Regions from separate parts of the Homo sapiens genome. Here region 2 is linked to region 1. A link is a loop called in an ENCODE intact Hi-C map of the cell type or tissue named here. Cell type or tissue: spleen. All regions are shown on one strand. Each heading gives the region's core, and the rest is flanking DNA. Links, peaks and the distances in the headings are about the cores only.

The links. Hi-C counts contacts between places; a loop is a spot of excess contacts. Peaks named below come from ENCODE experiments on the same cell type or tissue, not always from the same donor. Only the 100,000 strongest peaks of a DNase experiment are listed, where the experiment ranks them.
Region 2: it touches region 1 in a loop (2.1-fold over the local background); 15 of 110 quality-filtered maps call a loop at or near these places.

The regions. Positions count from the first base shown.
Region 1 is chr2:173,947,924-173,958,479 of GRCh38, forward strand. SP3 (Sp3 transcription factor) reads right to left here. Exons shown (of 7, transcript NM_003111.5): 4 at 6,950-8,309. Among named protein-coding and RNA genes, the nearest start is that of SP3, 12 kb to the right of the region's middle. In spleen, for the core only: no CTCF peak of the experiment used is centred there; no DNase peak of the experiment used is centred there; H3K4me3 peaks cover 2,369 bases; H3K27ac peaks cover 1,916 bases.
Region 2 is chr2:173,899,618-173,910,173 of GRCh38, forward strand. It overlaps SP3 (Sp3 transcription factor), which reads right to left. Exons shown (of 7, transcript NM_003111.5): 7 at 1,158-10,556. The coding sequence ends at 10,324. Among named protein-coding and RNA genes, the nearest start is that of SP3, 60 kb to the right of the region's middle. In spleen, for the core only: no CTCF peak of the experiment used is centred there; no DNase peak of the experiment used is centred there.

The DNA of each region.
Region 1 (10,556 bases), core at 4,682-9,681:
ATTGGTTCAGATGTGGTGGTCGTAAGACTGTGCTGATGTCCTCCTATTTTCCTGCATCATCGTCTCATCTCCGTAAATCTTCATTTAAGTCATACCTCAGGATAACAAACAGCAACAACTTTTTGTAGCTCCCCTTTAACAAAAAAGAGCCCTACTCCAGGCTCTTGTTTTCAGCAATGAATCTAACTCTGGGTTTTTCTGCATGTAGGGTACTTTTATCTATATTAATAGCTAATTAAATAGGATGTAATTCTTGACCTAAATACTTAGCAAGTATAGGAAGTCCTTATACCCTTATCCAAGGTTTTGCTTTCCACAATGGTTTGTTACCCATAGTCAATCACAGTCTGAAAACATGAAATTAAAAATTCCAGAAATAAAGACTTCGCAAGTTTTAAATTACATGCCATTCTTTGCACTAAGAAATCTCATGCTGTCTCATTCCATCCCACCTGGGACATGAATCATTCCTTTGTCCAGCCTATCCACTATACATGCTACCCACTCATTACCATATAGTAAAAACCATAGTGTATATAGGGTTTGGTACTCCCTGAGGTTTCAGGATCCACTGGGGGTCTTTGAACTATCCCTCACTGATAAGGGGGGCGACTATTCTATTTTCATCCTCCTAAAACTAAAAATTAAGCAATATTGTAAAAAGTGTATATGCAGTATAATTATGACAATATTTTAAAATATATGACACTAAGTCTTATTCCTAAGAGATAAGAGAAAATTTCACTTTCTACATTAAATATTTCCATAATGTTTTTGTTTTCCATATCAAGCCATGTATTACTTTTGTAAGCAAATCAACTTTAAGTACAGAAAATAAATAATTATAAGTCTCAAAATTAATAAACCAAAAAAATCGTTGGAAAATCAGAATATGAATAGGTTTTCCCCAAGCATTAAAATAAAAATCTTAATTTCTAAAATTTAAAGACCATAGCATGCAATACATACATGATTCACAAATGAACAGGAACTCAGACATAACCAAGCTAAGTGGTATGATACCTAAATAAACCATCCTCAGGTTATTTTTGATAAGACAACTTTAAAGTCTACAGAAAGCAACAGTGTAAAAGTCTTACACAACAACCTTTTATGTTGTGTAAGAGGGGCAAAAGGAGATCTACCAATTACTTAAAATCAGCACAGATCATAGTCATCACATTTTGTCTATTCTTTTTGTAACTCTAAAAAGACCACATTTCCATCATACACTCTACTTTTCAAGCAATAGGGTTGGCCTTTTAGCAGTATTTGTGCATTTCTATAATCAACCAGTTCTGACAGTGATCCCTTAGGTAAAATCAGTAAGGATTTATCTTTCACCTTGTTAGAATCACAAATAAAAATGTTTCAGAAGACATTTCCTCCACTTACCATGTAGAAAATACTTTATTCAAGGCTAGTATTTTACCCTCAAAAAGGAAAAAAAAAAAATCTGAAATAAAAATAACCAAAAAAAGGGAAGAAAAATACAATACTGATATAAATTAAAGAGCACACTGCCAAGACACTATAGGAGAGTGAAAAGAACAAAGCCTAGTTGTGAAGCCTTGGGCCAGTTACTTTCCTATCCAACCGTGAGAATAGTAAATAGATTAATGTAAGAAAGAATTATATGAGATAATACACCTAAAAACACCTAAACAGTACCCGATAGAGTAGGAGCCCATAAGAGATCCATCCCTCTTTCGCCTGTCAATCTTTAAATACTTAAATATTAAGTTAAAAAAGCCTGCCTTTTATAAGGCTTCTATTTTCTCAAAAAAAGATAGCTACCAGTTAACCTGCAACTATCCAGTTTTTCATGAATAATGGGGAATTCTAAACATTAAGTTGTTTGCTTTTAAGAAGAAATGACTTCTATAAACTCTTCTTCCAACTTCAAACACCTGACTCCATTTTAAATGTGCCCAGTCTTGAAAGATTAACTGTATTTTAGATAAAACAAAATCTGACAGAGGACTAAAATTTGAGAGACTGAATTAAGTCTTGGCTTAAATTTGGGGGAAATTTTGACATTGGAAAGATACATAAATTCACACTTTGCCTCCTCTTACCCAGTTTCAAATATACAGCAACGATAAAGTAAAAATGAGACAACAATGAAGTTTCCTAAAACAGCATGCATTTCTCAGTGGGCCACAAATGGACAGAAATATGTAAGATTAGTAGGGTTTCAGCTTGGCGCCTGATGTTTCCAGGAAGATGGAGATTTGCCTTCTAAAGGATAAGGAGTAGTAAAAGTACCCCAAAAAAGAAGGGAACAAAGTCAGACTTACTGCTTAATACAGGCTCGAGTAGAGGTCATTTTTGTTAAAGGGGTCCTTTAAACTTAACAAAAACAAACAAAAAGGCAAGTTCCAGAGCCCTGGTTTAAAAAAAAAAAAAGTACTTTCTCCTTTATTTTGGGAAATTGTTACATTAATGTCATGCTTATCAAAAGTAAAGTGCAGGCTAGGCACAGTGGCCCATGCCTATAATTCCAACACTTTGGGAGGCCAAGGCAAAAGGACTGCTTGTGCCTAGCAGTTCAAGACCAACTTGGGCAACATAGCAAGATGCCATCTCTACAAAAAATTTAAAACTTAGCTGGGCATGGTGGCGCTAGCCTGTAGTTCTACACATTCAGGAGGCTCAGGCCAGGAGTTTGAGATCACAATGCGTTATAATCATGCCACTGCACTCCAGCCTAGAAAACAGAGACCCTGTCTCTTAAAAAAAAAAAAAAAAAGTAAAAAAGGCAAACCAAGGATGTCAAAGTTTTCAGCATTTTCATCTGGGCATACTACACGTAACACTGAAACAAAAATGTTTTGCTCTGATTTTCTAGTGAGAAAAAGCATCTTAACATATCTCCCTTCTTGCCAATTAGAAAGATAGTATACCAAGAGAAAGTTTATATCCTCAAAATGAATTTATTACTAAATATGCTATGTCTTATACAGCATTTTTATTCTCACTTGCTTTAACTTTTACTTTCTCAAATAATTTCCCCGTTCCTTTAAAATCAGGACAAAATTCAAATTTAATGGCTTTCTGGAGTATTTATTTTACCCTTCCTGGGCAACATTCAATAAACTAAAATTCCATTTTGTATTCAATATACACAGTGTTTCTATTCTGATAACATTTGAAAAGAAATTACTTTACTGAAGAACTTGGTGCTTTATACCAACTTCATTTCATGACCAACATAAATCCACAAAAATCAAAGTTTCTAGATTTATTTTCTAACACCTATAGAACGCTGTAACATTAATTTTGTACACACATTAAAAACTAGTTTCTAAAAACTATCTTTTATGTCTTCAGTAGTCTGTCACTTAACTCAAACCTTTTAGTCTCAGAACTCCTTTCCAAACTTACACATTACTGACGTTCACAAAAAACTTCTGTTCATGTAGTATATGTGTATACTGATACTTACCATATCATAAACAGAAATTTAAATTTAGTTCATTTAAAAATAAATCCATTACACGTTAACATAAATTAACATTTTATGAAAAACATTTTTCAAAACAACAAAAAAAGTTTAATGAGAAAACCATGTTTTACATTTTCACAAATCTCTGTAATGTCTAGAGTGAATAAAAGAAGACATTTAAAGTCTCAGATCTGCTCCTGCATTCAATCTCTTGCAATATGGTTCGGGCTGAACCATATGAAGAGTATCTACTCACGGATATCTACCTGGAAAGGGCAAGAATAACTTAATATCCTTTCAGCCAATTGTGGGTTTTCTTTGAATACTACACCAAACTTAACAGGTGGCAGTTTCTTCAAGTTCAGTCCAAATGTGGAATCTGACACTACCTGTAAACTTTCTATACTGTTATTGGTCTATCTCGCACTTTGAATGGATCTTTTACTCATGCATGATTTTATAATATAATGAGTTGGTCATCTGAAAACTGCCGGTTCACTGAACTATCATACAGATCTTCCAAGTGTTAGCACATTACATTAAAATACAGTATCAAAAAAGCTTTGTTAGTATCACTATCCATCTCATCAGAAAAATATTAAGAAGGTATCAAGCTCATAATAGATTTGAGTTTTCTAAAATTCTAATTTTCACTGGAAAGCACAAATTTTGTCATCTGCAGCAGCAAATGCTTTCCAGTTTTTTTCCTTCACATGACAGGCTCACTTCATTTTTTTTTTTTTTTTGAGGAAATATCTGTCACTTAAGTACATTAATCTCAAGACCACAGTTTATCATTCTTTCAAGTAAAAACAGTATTTGATGAAAATAGCATCTAGTTCAGCTTGCAACTCACAGAACTGCATAACTGAGGGAAAAAAGTGGTTTTTTAAAGACAATTCTTATTTTGATATGCAGCAAAAATGCTTTATTAAGGCATACTTCCCATTTCATCATAAATACTACTACAAAGATATGCAGTAGGAACTACAAACCAAAACCATAAAAAGATACCACTTCACACCCACTAGGATGGCTGTAATCAGAAAGATGGGCAATAATAAGGTTGGTGGCGCTAGAGAGAAATTGGGACTCTCAACACATTGCTGATGAGAATGTAAAACGGTATGGTCTCTTTGGAAAACCGGTTAAACCCAATTGCCATATAACCCAGCAATCCAGTCCCAGGTACATACCCAAAAGAAAACATTTCCACACAAAATACTACCTACACAAATGTTCACAGCAGCAATATTCATAATAGCCAAAAAGTGTAAACAACCTAAATGTCCACCAGTAGATAAATAAAATGTGGTATATCCATACAGTGGAACAGTATTCAGCCATATATAAAGAAATGAGGTAATGACACATACCATGACACAGATGAACCTTGAAAACATCATGCTAAATGAAAGAAACCAAACACCAAAGGCCACATATTGTACAATTACACTGATACGAAATAACTGGCAAATCTGAAGGGACAGAAAGTAGCATAGTGGTTGTCAGGGTCTGAGGGGAAGTGAATGATGAGTGACTGCTAAAGGGTATGGGTTTCCTTTTGAGGTAATAAAAATGCTCTGAAATTAGATAGTGATGATGGTTGTACAACTCTATGACCATAGTTACAACCAGTGAATTGTATAAAGAGTGAGTTTTACGGTATGTGAGTTATATCCCAATAAAGCTATTATTTTTTAAAAGACATGCAGCCCTCAAGGGTCAAGATTTAGTAAATATCTTTTCTTACTGGTTCATCGAGGTCATTCTTGAGTGAAACTGGGATTTTTCTTTAACTGCAAGTGCATGGTCATGAAGAATACAGCAACAACTATTACAGTTTGCTGTCACTGCCTTGATTTATGCTAAGACACAAGCAGTTTTATCCACCACCACTGAAAGTGTCAACACAGAGAACAAGGCAAACAATTTCTTAGTGCAGCTTGATGTGAAGGACCTCTGAGAGGGTCTCAGGGATATCCAATGGTCCACAGATCACATTTTAAGAACTACTGTTCTAGGCCAGGAGCAGAGCGGTGGCTCACGCCTGTAATCCCAGCACTTTGGGAGACCCACACCTGTAATCCCAGAACTTTGGGAGGCCCACACCTGTAATCCCAGCACTTTGGGAGGCCAAGACAGGCAGATCACTTGAGGTCAGGAGTTTGTGACCAGCCTGGCCAACATCTTTACTAAACCTCATCTTTACTAAAAATACAAAAATTAGCCGGATGTGGTGGTGTGCACCTGTAATCCCAGTTATTCAGGAGCTAATCCCAGTTACTCGAGAGGCTGAGGCACGAGAATTGCTTGAACCCAGAAGGCAGAGGTTGCAGTGAACCAAGATCACACCACTGCACTCCAGCCTGTGTGACAGAGCGAGACTCCATCTCAAAAAACAAAACAAAACAAAAAAAAAAACAACTACTGCTCTAAACCAGTTTCAGAAATCCTAATCCCAACCCCTAAAAAAAAATAATCACAGCTTCAGAAGGCTTAAATGCAATTAAAGGATTTCCAAATACGGATCTGAGGTTCTAAGACCATTTCAATTTTCTAAGCATGTATCACAAATTTATCAAAAGAAAAAAGGTAATCTTTAAATGGTGATGGGAGTTATGTCAATCAGTTCAGTTAAAGTGTCCCAATTTAAGAGTTTAGAATCACTGACCTGGTGAAAGAATGTTAGTAGTACAATCTCCACAGAAATCCAAATACAAAACAGAATTAAAGTAATAAAGTTCAGGATTTACTGCACAACAAAACATTCAATCAAATGTTATCTAGACAGACAACATTAATAGGGTAAAAATGACACTATCTCTTTTTAAACTTTATTATTTAATTCTTACACAACATTCAAAGAGCAGACTTCAGAAATGTCTACCCATACTATTGACAACTATTTCTAGCACAGCTAAGTTTAATGCCCACTATCACAGAATCAAAGAATTTTTGGTCTGGAAGGTCACCTAGACAGTTACCTAGTCCAACACCTCCATTTTACACAACAAGGAAACTGAGTTTGCGAAAGAAAAATAACTTGGTCAAAATCACACACCTAGCAAGTGGCTGAGGCATATTTACTCCCTGTACCATGTTTTCACTATACCAACCTGACTCCTCAACCAAATATAATGCATAAAAATTTTAATTCACATCACACTAAGGCCAACCAAGACACCCTACCTGCCAAATAAAAATTTTATAATGCCTGACAATATCAATCAGATGTCAAAACAAATATAAAATTAAGAAAAAACTATAAATGTTAATTGGCATAATAGAAACATGAATCCCTAACTTCAAAAACTACAAACTTTCAAAGAATAATTTGGAAGATACTTTGATGTCTACTTTCATACAAACATATTTTCATACAAACATTGATCATTAATTCTAATGTGAGTCTGATGCTGATAAATACCTAAAGCAAAAAATTTCCCTCTATGTATTATCACTGAACTTATTTATGGCATGACATAACTTAAGACTCACCTGCAGGACTGTCAGCATTCTCTCCTGGATGTAGCTGTATACCAGCAGAATCTATAGAGTTCACTGTAACTGTTTGTAGATTTGGCAACTGACCAGTGCTTAGACTAACTGGAGTTGAAGTGAAGGCTCCACCTGCCGCAACTTGACCAAGTGTGAGGGTTTGAACAGGCGTCAAAGTTATTTGTTGGGCAGCAGTATTCTGTATTTGCAAATTCTGCAAGTTCTGGACCCCTTGTACTTGAAACGTTTGCCAAGTTACCTGTCCAGAAGGGGTCACTGTCTGTGCCTGAATTAAAAAGGTTCCAGGATTCAGCTGCAACTGAAGATTTTGCAAAGCCTGTTGTGATATATTTTGACCACTGGCTTGCACACCATGGATTGTCTGTGGTGTAATACCTTGCACAATTTGGGCTTGACTGGTTGGCTGCTGAGACTCTTGAAGTTGTAGATGCTGTACAACAGGCTGTGCTGTAGAAACCTGAATATTCTGTGCCTGTGTCTCTTCAGAAACAGGCGACTGGATATAATTTCCCTGAAGATCTGAAGAATGAACCTGCCCACTAGATGTAGTCAAGCTATTTGTGTTTTGTTGTAATATACCTGTACTATCTATCGTAACAGGCAACTGTGATGAAGAGGATGTTGGCACAAATAAATCTGTATCAGTATTAGTTTCATTAATATCAGGAGAAACCCGCTCACCAGTCCTTTCTGAATTGTCTGAACTATCCATAGCTTGTCCTGTGTTTATCAAATGTCCGTCGGCATTAATGCCTGCAGTCATTGTCTGAGAACTGCCCGAGAGTCCCAAAGAATCTAGATCGACACTATTGATTGGTACAAACGTAATATTTCCTGGCAGACCAAGAGGCACATTAGCAACTACTTGGGTTTGACCAGGAAAAGATGAACCACCAATTGCAACTCCCTGAACCTGGACTTGACCAGTCTGTGGTATGAGATTCTGGATGTTAGCAGAAGGTGTTCCAGAGGCAAGTAAGGTTTGATTAGAGCCAGGAATGATCTGAATTTGACTGCTTTCTTGATTTATACCCCCATTATCTGAAGAGCCTGTGAAACCAATTTGAACCTGCTGACCATCTGCTGACTGGATCTGTGGTATCACTTGATATTGAACACTGGACACTGTACCATTTGATGAATCTGATCCTGGTGCAACGGAAAATATTTGTTGATTCTGCAAATTCTGAAGGGGAAGAACATACTGCCCACTTGAAGTAGCAGCACTTGGAATCTGGACTAGATTACCAGCTTCATCTTTTATAGTTGTAGGTGTGGCTGACAAAACCTCCCATCGGTTTGGTGCTCCTCCTAACTGTGCAGAAGCCAAATCACCTGTCTGGATGAAGAAAACAAAAAGGTGATATATTTGTGGTATATTTAAATCAACCCTCAAAAAATTCTAAAAACTGGTATAAATCCTACTACCTGAAAATTCAACTTATCTTAAAACACAATGGAGTTCAAATACAGGAGCAGTACTATATGAACTACAATAATTATCACTTCCAGTTTTGTTACTGCAAAGACAATTCATCCTATTTGAGTGGGATAAAAAAAATTCTCGGAATGTTCATCACAACCACAGACCAATTTTCTAATCCTGCATCTATGATCTCTAACACTACACAGTTAAAACACAAAACAAAACAGTGGAGATGGCTATGACCAAATCAGGTGCATTATATTTGTGTATAAAAAGGAAACATAAGCATAGTGTATTAAGTCATCCGACTTAGAAAAGATTTATTGCTATAAGCCTAAAATCAAACAATGAAATCTACTCTTTTGTGGCATCTATTAACATACTCTAAAGTAAACTCATGGCTAGGGCTATTCCATTAAGCTATCAAACTCTACTTTTTCCATGAACTAATGAAAAACAAAGACCTTAAAAAAACTTAATGAGAAAAAGTCATTGCCCTGTGACCACATGACAACGTAGCCCCATTTGAAAGGTTTCTCTAGGATCAGAAGCTGGAGGATACACACTGTGACTTTACTTACTAGTCTAAGTTTTCAGTAGAATGTCTGGCATATACCTTTTGTATTCTGGTGTATTAATACAATTTGAGGGAGAGAAAGATAATCTAGGGTTTCATTATATTCTCAATGGGAATCTCAATGGGACCATAAAAATCAGTTGAGACATACACAGTTCTCTCAACATAAACCATTCTATAAAACTTAATGCAAATATGATAAACAAAAAAATCTTAAGTTTCTTAAAGAAACTCACTACCTAATTTTCATGAAGACATAGTTGAGAAATATATACAGTTATTTCAGTGGATGAACCACAGTTAAATGACTGAATTCAAACATTTGAACGTAATTTACCAAGATGAAATACACACGTGAGTAAACCCATGACATACAATCCCAATCTTCAAACGGTTCACTGTCAATCCAAGCAGACATACACACATCCATGCTAATACAATGTGAAAAGTAGCACAGACTAGTCATATGATCAAAACACTCTGTGGAAGACACAAGATTGAAAAAAAAGATTTCATACAGAGATAAAGTAGTATTAGAATATAAGATTTTCCTGTAGTCAGTTAAAAAAGAGGCACTAATAAAAGCATAGAAACAATAAAATCACAAAAAGAAACCCTAAATAATAATATGCAGTTTGGAGTTGAAGAAAAGATCCCAAAAAGGCTCATATTCATAGAGGAAAGTAATGGGGAACAGGACTAGATATTTTTATCAACGCTTGTAAATGGCTTCACAGATCCCACTAAATTGTTTAGACTTTATCCTGTAGATAGTGAGTGAAAGCTATAAAAGGTTTATAAGCAAGTGAGTGGTGCAATCACATCTGTGTCTTATAAAGATAAACTAAGGCTCAATGAAGGAGACTGAAAGAAAGGGAGGAGACTAAAGGCTGAGAAATTGTGGAACCCAATACAAATCTCTAGGCCTGAACTATAAAATAGCGATCTGTCTTAAATACACTTAAATTATATTTACTAAACAATTTTAAAATGAAGCATCAGACATTAAAGTCACATGTCACTCTGCAACTTCAATCTGGTATAGAAATTACAATGTTAAGTCACCTTTCCTAACATTACAGTGACAAATGTTTCATTTCGGTCTCTTGGCATTTTAAGTAAACTACAAATATTTAAATCTATATACTAAAATCTACACTAAAGTGTGTCTAAAATCTAACCTTTATCTTCTTAAGGTTATTGCTCACCTGGAGGATCCACTGAAATTTTTTCTGACCAGCATAAAATTTACAGGTATTGAACTTTTATCAAAGAATATAGTAACTCAGACACAAATTAATTTTATGATACTGGCATTTTGTCCCTTTTCCTTTCTTTAAAAAAAACAAAGTCAAATTTACAGCACCTAAAGTGTTTTTTTTTTTTTTTTACAAAATAGTAATAAAGGCAGATATTCAACCATCACTGAACAGCTTTCTAGTCAAGAAATTCCTTGAAAATAAATACAGCTAACGCAAATGACAAATCTGAGTAAATATTGCCCAAGTCATCCCCTCTCCAGAAGCTAGATAAAAATAAACTGTAGTGCCATTTTTCTCAGCAATTCAGGCCATTAATTGAAG
Region 2 (10,556 bases), core at 2,673-7,672, 50 kb before region 1:
TCTCCAATATTGGAGTAGATTTGAGGAACACTTTGGTTAGAAAGATACATTCCCATCATCAACTTTTCTTAGTTTTTTGCTGCCCTGAATTTGGCTTATCAAGTGAGCCTCAAGTTTAACACTAGAGCCTGAGCAAGTAAGGCCCTATGTTCTTTCTTTGAAAGTCATAAAAGGTTTATTAGGTCCCCTCATGAATCTAAACGTGCCAAGTAGACAAGGCCTATACGCAGGCTCTCCCAGGCTTGGGGCACAGTGCTCCAGATGTCACATCTGTGGATATTTAGCAGAGTTATACTGTAGCTCTTAGAGGATCATGTTTAAGGAAAAACAAAAAACAAAAAAGTAGCCCTTCCCTAACATTGAAATAAAGGGAATATGTTCTTATAATGAAAAAAGTACAGGAAACTAGTGAAACCAAATGGATTTTTTTTTAAGTCAGGAAGGTGATTATAGTCAGAATGTTATCAGCTTCTCTTACTATAACCTTCAGGGTAGAAATTATGAAATGATAATTTCATCCTGAATATCGGGTATATAACATGCACTCAAATGTTTGTTGAAGAAATAAATGCCATCAATCCTGTTTTAGGTTATATGAAGACAGCTGTGATACTTGAGATAATCACACAGGATTTGAAGTCAGAAAGTCTGGAGTACATATTCTGACATCTACTAGCTGTGTGTTTTGGAGTGATACTCTGGCCCACTCAGCTTTAACTAGAAATGGAGATAATGCCTATTCCACCTATCTTACCATGTTATAAGAACTGAATAATGTTATAGTTACATGTGAGAAAGAAAAGTAAATAGTAGTCAGAAGCAGGACAGAGATGTCTGGCACCACCACTTCTGTTTAACATTAAGCTGTTGATTAAAAGTAGAGGCACAAGACTTGGAAATGAAGAGACAAACATTTTCTTCTTTGAGGACAATATGACTGTCTCCACAGAAAATCGTATAGGATCTACAGGCAAACTATTAGAACAGCAAAAGAATTATGTAAGATTATTAGACAAAATCATTTTACAAATATCAATAGCATTTATATACTCCAGCATTGATCAATTTAAACATTTAATTTTAAGAAGCCTATTCTCCAAAGCAACAACAAAAACATAAACTACATACGAATCAGTGCAATAAAGGATGTGTAAGGATTTTCAAAGAGACAATAATTTATTTTTAAAAACCATTAAAGACTTGAATTAATGGAGAGATACAGAATTATCATGGATAGAAAGATAACATTCTTTCCCCAAATTAATCTATAGATTCAATGTAATTCTAATAAAAAACCTTAACCCGATTGTTTAATTCTACATAATCATTTAATCCTAAAGTTCACAGAAAGAGCAAGGGGTCAAGAACAGTCAAAACCATTTTGAAATACAGAGAAGGGTGGGCAGAGGAGACTTCCTTACCGGATGTCAAGAATTTAGGATAAATAACAGAGAGGGCATTATAATCAGCAGGGAAACGTTGGACCATTCAATAAACTGCTAAGACAACTGATTATCCATATGGAAAATAATGGACTTTATGCCATAAACAAAAGTAATTTCAAAGTGAATTAACAAGATAAATAGAAAGGCAAAATCATAAAATTTTTAGACAAAAATTTTTATGACAGTAGGTAAAGAATTTCTTAAGACACAAAAGCCACAATTCAGATACAATAAAACTTCTGCAAAACAACACACACAAAACACCATAAACAAAATTAAAAGATAAGCCTTAGACTGAGAAAAGATACTATCAGCCTATATATCTCTAAAATATATCTTATATATAAAATAATATGTACCTGGGATTAATTAAGAATGTTTGAAGATCAATGCAAAAAATTGCAAATAACCCCAAAAAGCAAGTGGGCAAAGGATTCAAACAGGCAACTCCCATCAGAGGAAAATGGATTATGAACTTGTAAAAATATGCTCAACCTCACCAGAATATAGAAAAATTAGAATTAAAGTCATGAGTTATCATTTCACATCCATCAACCCATCATGTGCAGTAGCCTATATCCCCAGCCGTTGGATAAAATGAACAGCAGGGAAACAGTTAGTTGGACTTAAGCCTTTTTTTTTTTTTTTTTTTTTTTTGAGACGAAATCTTGCTCTGTCGCCCAGGCTGGAGTGCAGTGGTGCAATCTCGGCTCACTGCAACCTATGCCTCCTGCGTTCAAGCGATTCTCGTGCCTCAGCCTCCCGAGTAGCTGGGATTGCAGGCATGCGCCACCACCCCCAGCTAATTTTGTACTTTTCATCACCATGTTAGTCAGGCTGCTCTCGAACTGCTGACCTCAAGCAATCCGCTCGACTCAGCTTCCCAAAGTGCTGGGACCACAGGCATGAGCCACTGCCCCCGGCCAAGCCTTCTTTTCAATATTCAACTCAAGAGAGTGGTCTACTATGTGAGAAGACCCCTACAGTGAGAGACTATGAGGACTACCACACCTGGGCAGGGCTTGACTGAGAGATAGAAGGTGGAACCAGTGAGAAAAACATGCATTGTTTCTGCTACAGTTAACAAATATTTGGTTATCCCTACTGGTACCAATTTTTAAATATATCCATTGCTTAGTTTTTCAGGTCCCTTTTAAATTTCTTACTTATACTTGCTTTTCTTCCAGATGAATCTAGAATCATTTTGTCAAATCCCAAAACAAAATTTCATTGTTATTCATTGGAAAAAACATATCTGCCAAGGCAGGATTGGGAGGGTATGGAAAAAATGTGAACTCCTATAAATGGCTGGTAGGAATATAATTTGGTATGCATGTTATGGAGATCAATTTGGAAGTATCTGGTGAAACTGAAGATTAAGAATATCCTGTTGGCCAGTGATTCAAGTTCTAGATACATATCTCAAGAAATGCTCACATGTACACAAGGAAATATGTCAATTATTTCATTGCAGCATTGTTTATAAGTCAAAAATTGGAAATAACTGAGATGCTCATCAAGAAGAAAATGGATACATTGTGATAAACTTATTCAATGAACTACAGCATTTAAATGAATGATTTAGAGAAAGATGGTAGTGTGGATACATCTCAAAAACATGAGTGGTAAAACAAGTCCCAGAAGGTTTTGTACAGAATGATACCATTTATATGAAGTTTCAAAATCAGAAAAACAATCCTAGGTATGCATACATATAATAAGGATATAAAACCACTCATGGTATCATTCTGATAAACATCAAATTCAGAGCTGCAATTACTTATGTGGGTAAAGGGAGACAAATGAAATGAGACAGGGCTATACAGATTTCAGGCACAACTGTGATCATTCCTTTCTAAAAGAAAAAATATATAGGTAAAAATAAGACTATAAAAGTTGGGTGATAGATACTTAGGTATTTGTTACATTGTTTTCTGCATTTTTCTGTATTCTTGAAATGTTTCATAATAAAAAAGGCACAATACGAATACTAGCAGTTTCGTTAATAAATGTTGGCTGACAATTAGGTGGATCAAGGTGACTTAACAAGGTGAATTAACTCATTAATACAACAATAGTTGAAGACAACTATTTTCAAGTGTAGGAAGACTACTGATTCTTCCAGTGCTTACATTTACTAATACATAATATAATATGTGCCAGGCATTATGGAAAGTGGTTTACATGCATTAACTTATTTATCTCCATAATCACTCTATGAAGATGACGCTAGCATCATTCTCATTTTATAGTTAGAGAACAGGCTAAGAGTGGAAAGGTAAAGAGTGAAAGGTCACATAGGTGGTAAGCGGCAGAACTGGGAGACAAGCAAGCCCATGTGTGTCTAAGTCCCAAACCTATGCACTTAATCACTATATTATGCTATGAAAGGTTTCAACTTTACTAAATGAATAAAGATGGAAAAAAACACACAGAGTTACTAGGAGTAGAATTGAGAAAAATGCAATTAACACAACTTAAGAATTTTTAAAGGATCAGGGTGTGAGGAGGACTAAGTAATTGGGTATACATAATTAAAAGAAAGACCCAAACCTATTCTGAGTCCTAACACACAATGAAAATATACGTGACTTGGTGTGACATAGAAACACAGGCTAATGCTGGCAGAAAGTCAGTATTCCACAAGACCAACCACAGATAAAGATACAGCCATCTGTTAAGAGGGCGTCCTGAAACTGTAGAGGGACTTCTAAGGCTTTTAATCAGTTTTCTTGGACACATTCTACCAGTCTTTCAAGGCCCACCCTTTCTGATTCATCCAAGCTATATACTAAGTTCTGCCTTGTCTAAACCTGACTCACTTGGCAGGCAATAAACGTGACTTTTTGTTGGTATTTCCTAGGACGGCGGTCCCCAAACTTTTTGGCACCAGGGACTAGTTTTGAGGAAGACAATTTTTTCATGGATGGGGGTCGGGGGGTGGGGATGGTTGTAGGATGAAACTGCTCTACCTCAGATCATCAGACATTAGATTCTCTTAAGGAGGGCACTACCTAGATCCCTCGCATGCGGGGTTCACAACGGGGTTCGCACTCCTATGAGAATCTAATGTTGTGGCTCATCTGACAGGAGGCAGAGCTCAGGCAGGAATGCTCGCTTACCTCCTGCTGTATGGCCTGGTTCCTCACAGACCAGGGACCAGGACCAGTCTGTGGCCCAGGTGGTTCCTCACAGACCAGGGACCAGTACCGGTCTGTGGCCCAGGGGTTGGGGACCCTTTTCTATAGGATCAAGTCATCAACTCTATGGTGTTTTACGAGAGAATATACTGTACCTCAGTTGTCTTAGTTGGCATTATTTGGTAGCAAGTAACAGCCTTCTGACTTAAGAAAAAACTAAGTTGGGGAGTCTCTCTGTAAGGTTTTAAGGCTATCTTGTGGAACCCCAGGAGGATGAAATGCAGATAGTGAAATGCAAGACACTGGAACAAACACTGCCAAGTTATCAGGAATCAAGAAAGCCATTTTCTTTTTCTTCTGGGGTTGAATGTCATCTTTGCTTTCTCTGCCTCCCATGTATGTTCCAGATGTGACCTCCCAAGACATCAGTTTTCCAATTCCAAATTCTCAGGAGAAATCATCTAATTGGCTCAACTTTGACCAGATGTCCACTCCTTGTCTGATTTCTGAACAGCTCCTCACGGAAGGTGGCAGAAAGTAATGCTCAGAGAAGGGATGTAAGTCGGACAGATATCCTAAAAGGTCACTAAGCCAATACTTCCTGTATTTCGTTGTTGTCGATTAATCGGAGGCTTAGACTTTTTTTTGTGGGGGAAGGATGGAGGGGAGAAATAACTGCATTTCTCTGATGGCCTTTCCTAATCTTAAAAACCACTTCAGTGCTAGACTTTATCTTTCAGTCGCAATGAACCTGAAGATTCTTCGGCTGGTTTTTAGAAATGTTCAAATAGGATAGACTCTTACACAGGGGTGTAATTTCCTCAAGAAAATACACATTTAGGTGCTTCAGTCTTTTCTTCTTATTCCATCCTTTTCTGATAGGGCAGTCACTTCAGACACTTCATCCACTATCACTTTAGGTTCCAACTGTTCTTTTCACATTTTTGCATTAGAAATAAGACTTCTTCTCATTTTGGAAAAATCAATGTATGAACCATAGTCAAACAATGAAAATTCTAAAACACTTCACTACAGAAAAATGGAATCTCCAGAGTTAAGGGGGGAGGAAGGCATTGGAAGGAGGTTACCATTTGAATCTCTACCGTTAAGTCAGGCACTATGCTGAATGCTTATATTTTAATACAACAATCCTATCAACAGGGAGTACTATTGTTAGCCTCTTCATGGATGATGAAAATGAGGTTTTAAGGTAAGAAAACTACCAATATCACACATCTAGTAAGTAGCTTAGCATAGATTCAGAAGCAAGAGTTAAAAGGTGAAAAATGGGGAAAAGGACTGAAGGAGATAGGCCTTCTCAGGATATCATTCTTAACATCAAAAACTGTATCTTAAACGTATTTAATACAATGAAGTGGCATGAATCATGTTACATGACAATATACATGACACCTTTTTAAAAAATATATTCATATCATGAAGACTTTATAACATCAAATAAAAGCCAACATGGGAAAAAAAAAAACCTTGTATACCCTTTAGACTCCAGATTTGGCCAAGCGTGGTGGCTCACGCCTATAATCCCAACACTTTGGGAGGCAGAGGTGGAAGGATCACTTGAGCCCAGGAATTCAAGACCAGCCTAGGCAATATAGTGAGACCCCATCTCTACAAAACAAATTAAAATTAACTGAGCATGGTGGTGTGCACCTGTGGTCCAAGCTACTTAAGAGGCCGAAGTGGGGAGGATTGCTTGAGACCAGTAAGTGGAGTCTGCAGTAAGCCATGATTGCACCACTGCACTGTGTGACAGAGACAGACCCTGTCAAATATAGGGAAAAAACAAACAATAAACCCTGGACTAGAATGAATTTTTCTGGGGAGAAGGTGTAGGATTCCAAAAAGACTAGGAATCACTGACAAAAAAAATTCTTCTCTTTTGCAATTTGGCAGCCCCTCTTAAAAATTTTTCCACTCTGTCCCTCACAAAGTCCCCCATCACCCAACATACCACACTGTACCTTTGCAAACGCCATTTCTGCTGAGTTTCCCAGACTTCATGCAGAATTCTCCCTCTTCTAGGTTTCTACAGTACTTTGTTTCTGCCACTAATATATATATTTACATTATACGCAAATCTGTCTGAACAAGGCAAGGGGCCAATGTTGTTTCTTCAACACTAAATAAAATTATGAGGTGATTTCACAAAAATATCAAATTTGTACCAAAGATATCAATTAATTTGTTTTGTGCTTATTGTCAGACAACAAAAGACTTAGTACTCATTCATGGCAGTCAGTTTTAAACATACTGTTTAGTGAAAAATAATTCTTTTACAACAAAAACGATTGTTACCAGCTTCATATAATTAAAACTGAAAACCAAATTGTGTAACAGGTAGCATAACATGTCAGTTTATATTATTTTAAAACCAAATGTTATTCCATAATCATTTATGCAACAACCCCAAATTTCAAACAATATTGAACACAATACAAATTTTTCATAAAACAAAACTTTTGGGTCTGAGTAGGCAGTACTGGAATTTAAACTACAATTAAGAGCCTAAGGGGATGCTTGCTCTATTTTAAGTGATTGTAACGCAGGAGTGTTTAACAGAACCACTTGAGCAGCTGTTTCAAAACACATATACACTCCATCTCCAGAGATGTTGATTTAGTAAGCTGAGGTGGCTACCAGGCCTATGGAATCTCTAAAATGCTCCCCAGCAATTTCTAATGAACAATACTGTTTAAGAACTATTTTCTATGAAATAGGCTTGACATGCTTTCAGCTTATATGTATGTGTATTTTTAAGTATCTTAAGCATTGCCACTATTTTGAAAGACCAAAGTTATTTACAGGGCATCTGACTTTCTGCGGTAGGTGTAGCTCCTTTAAAAGGTTATGTGCTTTTTGGTTGAGTCACTTTTCAGTAATTAAGCCTCAATCTATAGAAAATGAGATGCTCTTTAAGTGATACTTTCTTAAATTAAAATTTGAGGTATACAGATAATCGCGTCCACTAAATGTTACAACAGGAATTATTTGTACATAAATATATTCAATATGCACTAACTCTAGCCTTTACAAAAATAAAGCAATTGACAAAACACCTATTAGAGTATACCTACCCTGAGAATTATACACAATACTAATAGGTTTTATAACCAGAAAAAGTTGACATCAGAGCAAATCTTCAAATGTTGTTTCCAGAGTATATTCAACATTTTAAAATATAAAAATAGAAATATTTAAAATTATCTACACTGAGGTTACATAACTTTGGTAAAAGTTCCAAAGTTCACTAATATATTCCTAGGGGGCACTAAAAAAATCTACAACTTTATTTAAATAATTTTCAAGACTACTTACTTTCTTCATTGCATTCATTCTCCACGAATTCATAAAATATGCATGGACACCTATCGATTCAAAGTACACCATAAACTTACTGTAAAAATCCAGTATTACTTAAAACATCTCTACTATCATTCAAATGGTTTAATCTGACTTAATGGGCAGTTTGCTCAAGTGAACCACCTGCTGCTCACTTAATTCTCTTCACATTAATCTTAATTTAAAAATTCTAAAAATTACCTAAAGGATTTTAAGATTCAAAATCTAATCCCTGTAACTTCAAAATAATTGTAAATTCTAGTGGTTCCTTTATATTATTCCAAGTAGAACTTCCTATTTTACATCACAGGCTTAAGTCTCACATTTAGAAAAACTGTCCATGTTTATGCGTGTCTAGAGTTCTCCAATGCAATCAGGTATTACAGACAGAGTCAGACTGGGCCTGGAAAACAGAAAATGGACATCTTTACCCCCACTGTATACATGTGTTAAGAAACTTGATTTTTACTTTAAAACATCTACAATACACAATCACATTAATACTCTTTCCTCCTACTCTGCCTTTATAATGATGAAACACATGCAAATTCAAAGGCAACTTTTTCAAGTAACTCCTGCCATGGTTACCAACGCTTGTCTTATCATTTTCAGGAGTCTTAATGTAAATTCAGGTTTTCGATAAATCAAAATATTCTGCATTGCTTTAAAACGGAAAACAAAAAAATTGCAAAATGGTACTGATAAAACTGATATGAATCAATGTGGGCTAAGGGCTAAGACTTTTTTTCAAAAATTTTATTTAATAAGCTCATTCTTATTTACTCTAGGTAAAAAATTAGTAAATGACCAGTGTCTCTATATATCTCTTCTTCAAATAAATGCCTGTTTACAATTCAGTGTCTAAAATCAAGAATCTAAAAATAAAAAGCCAAGTTGAAGAAAAATAAACCACCAATTCTTACCCCATACCACTGCAATATTTTTTATGCATAGGAATACAACAAACTCAAAAGAAAAAAAAATAGTGTTTTATTAACTACCACACTGTTATAATACACTTTAAACGTACAATAAGGTAGCCTTTAAATTTGAGGTGGTCTTAAGAATAACAAATGAACAGAATTCCAAATTTTTGAAATAGGTGAACTGCTGCAGTTACAGGTATACATTTAGGAAAACTGTATAGCTCTTACAAGACCAGCAATGTAACTTTATTTTGTACATTTTTGAATTGAAAATATAAACAATAATTAAAAAATAAAAAGAAAATACAGCATAATAAAAAACATACGCTTCTCAATTAAATGTACTGGATACATATAAATTTTAAGGGAAGAAGCAAAAAAGGAAAATGATTGATATTTAAGTGCAGACTGACTACCTAGACAAAAAAAAAAAAGACTTAAAAAAATATCATAAAACCTCTAGTTCTTCTATGACTAATATCCATATGGTTGGAGTATCGTCACTATGGAAGTGATTTTGTTATGTTTGCATATGTTACACTTTACTGGTAATTTACATGATGGCTTTTAAGGCCCTGGGAGACATGGTTTTTGGAAACAAGATTGGATAAAAATCACTGCTAAGACGCAATACACCTTATTTTTTTGGTCCTCCAATAGTCAAGAAAAGGGATAATTCACTATAACATTCTCTTACCACCCAAATGCCTCAACTTATACATTTTAAACTTTTTTAAACATTGGTTATATTGCCCAACTTCGTTATTGAAAGAATATTAACAAGACATTATTTTGGCAAATTAAATCTTAAACATGGCTTTTCAACAGGATTTAAAAGGTGACTATCCCTAGAGTTCCATGTTAAAATGTAGTTTTCAAAATCTTACAAGAGTAATGCTTAAAATATTGTACATAGTTAACCTAATTAAAATAATTAGCTTCAAAATGACAAATTGATAAGCTAAGTAAAGCCTACACTATGTAACATTTGCTTGGAAACTTGATTTGTCAGTTATGCATAATAAAAATTCCAGTCATCAAGAAAATTACAAAATTTTTTATCATAACATGATTTCTTTCACCCACCAGCTTTTTTATCTTACAATAGATAAATACCAACATGTTCTCATTTTTACACTAAACCACACAGGATTGATGCATTTGGTTAGACTACCATTCGCATTGTTAAATTCAATTTTCTCTTTATATAACTTGGTAAAATTTCATTTCTTCTAGATTCCAAAAGTACCTACAAAACCCATGCAATTTTACCATTTTTAATATACTATGGAATATCATACAAAGTAAGGCATTTCAGTGTCATGTATAACCAAGTTACTGTCAATCCAAAAATTTTTGCACATCAATAAAAAGATATCTAAGAACTTAGGAACAATATTCTTCTCACTACTGTATAAAAATAACCACAATGAATAAGTATTTGTGTAATATTTACTCCATTGTCTCATTTCCAGAAACTGTGACAAGCTGTAAAGGTATTTCAGTGTTGGTAAGGATATCTTGATTGCTGGTGGCGGAAGTATTAACAGTTCCTATCCCTGAAACAGAACCTTGTTGAATATTTGCAAGGATAAGCGTTGTTCCTCCTGCAGTAATCAAAGTATCATCTCGCGCAGCTTCCACAGATGCCAGCACTGTACTGCTAGAGTGAATACCTTTTTTAT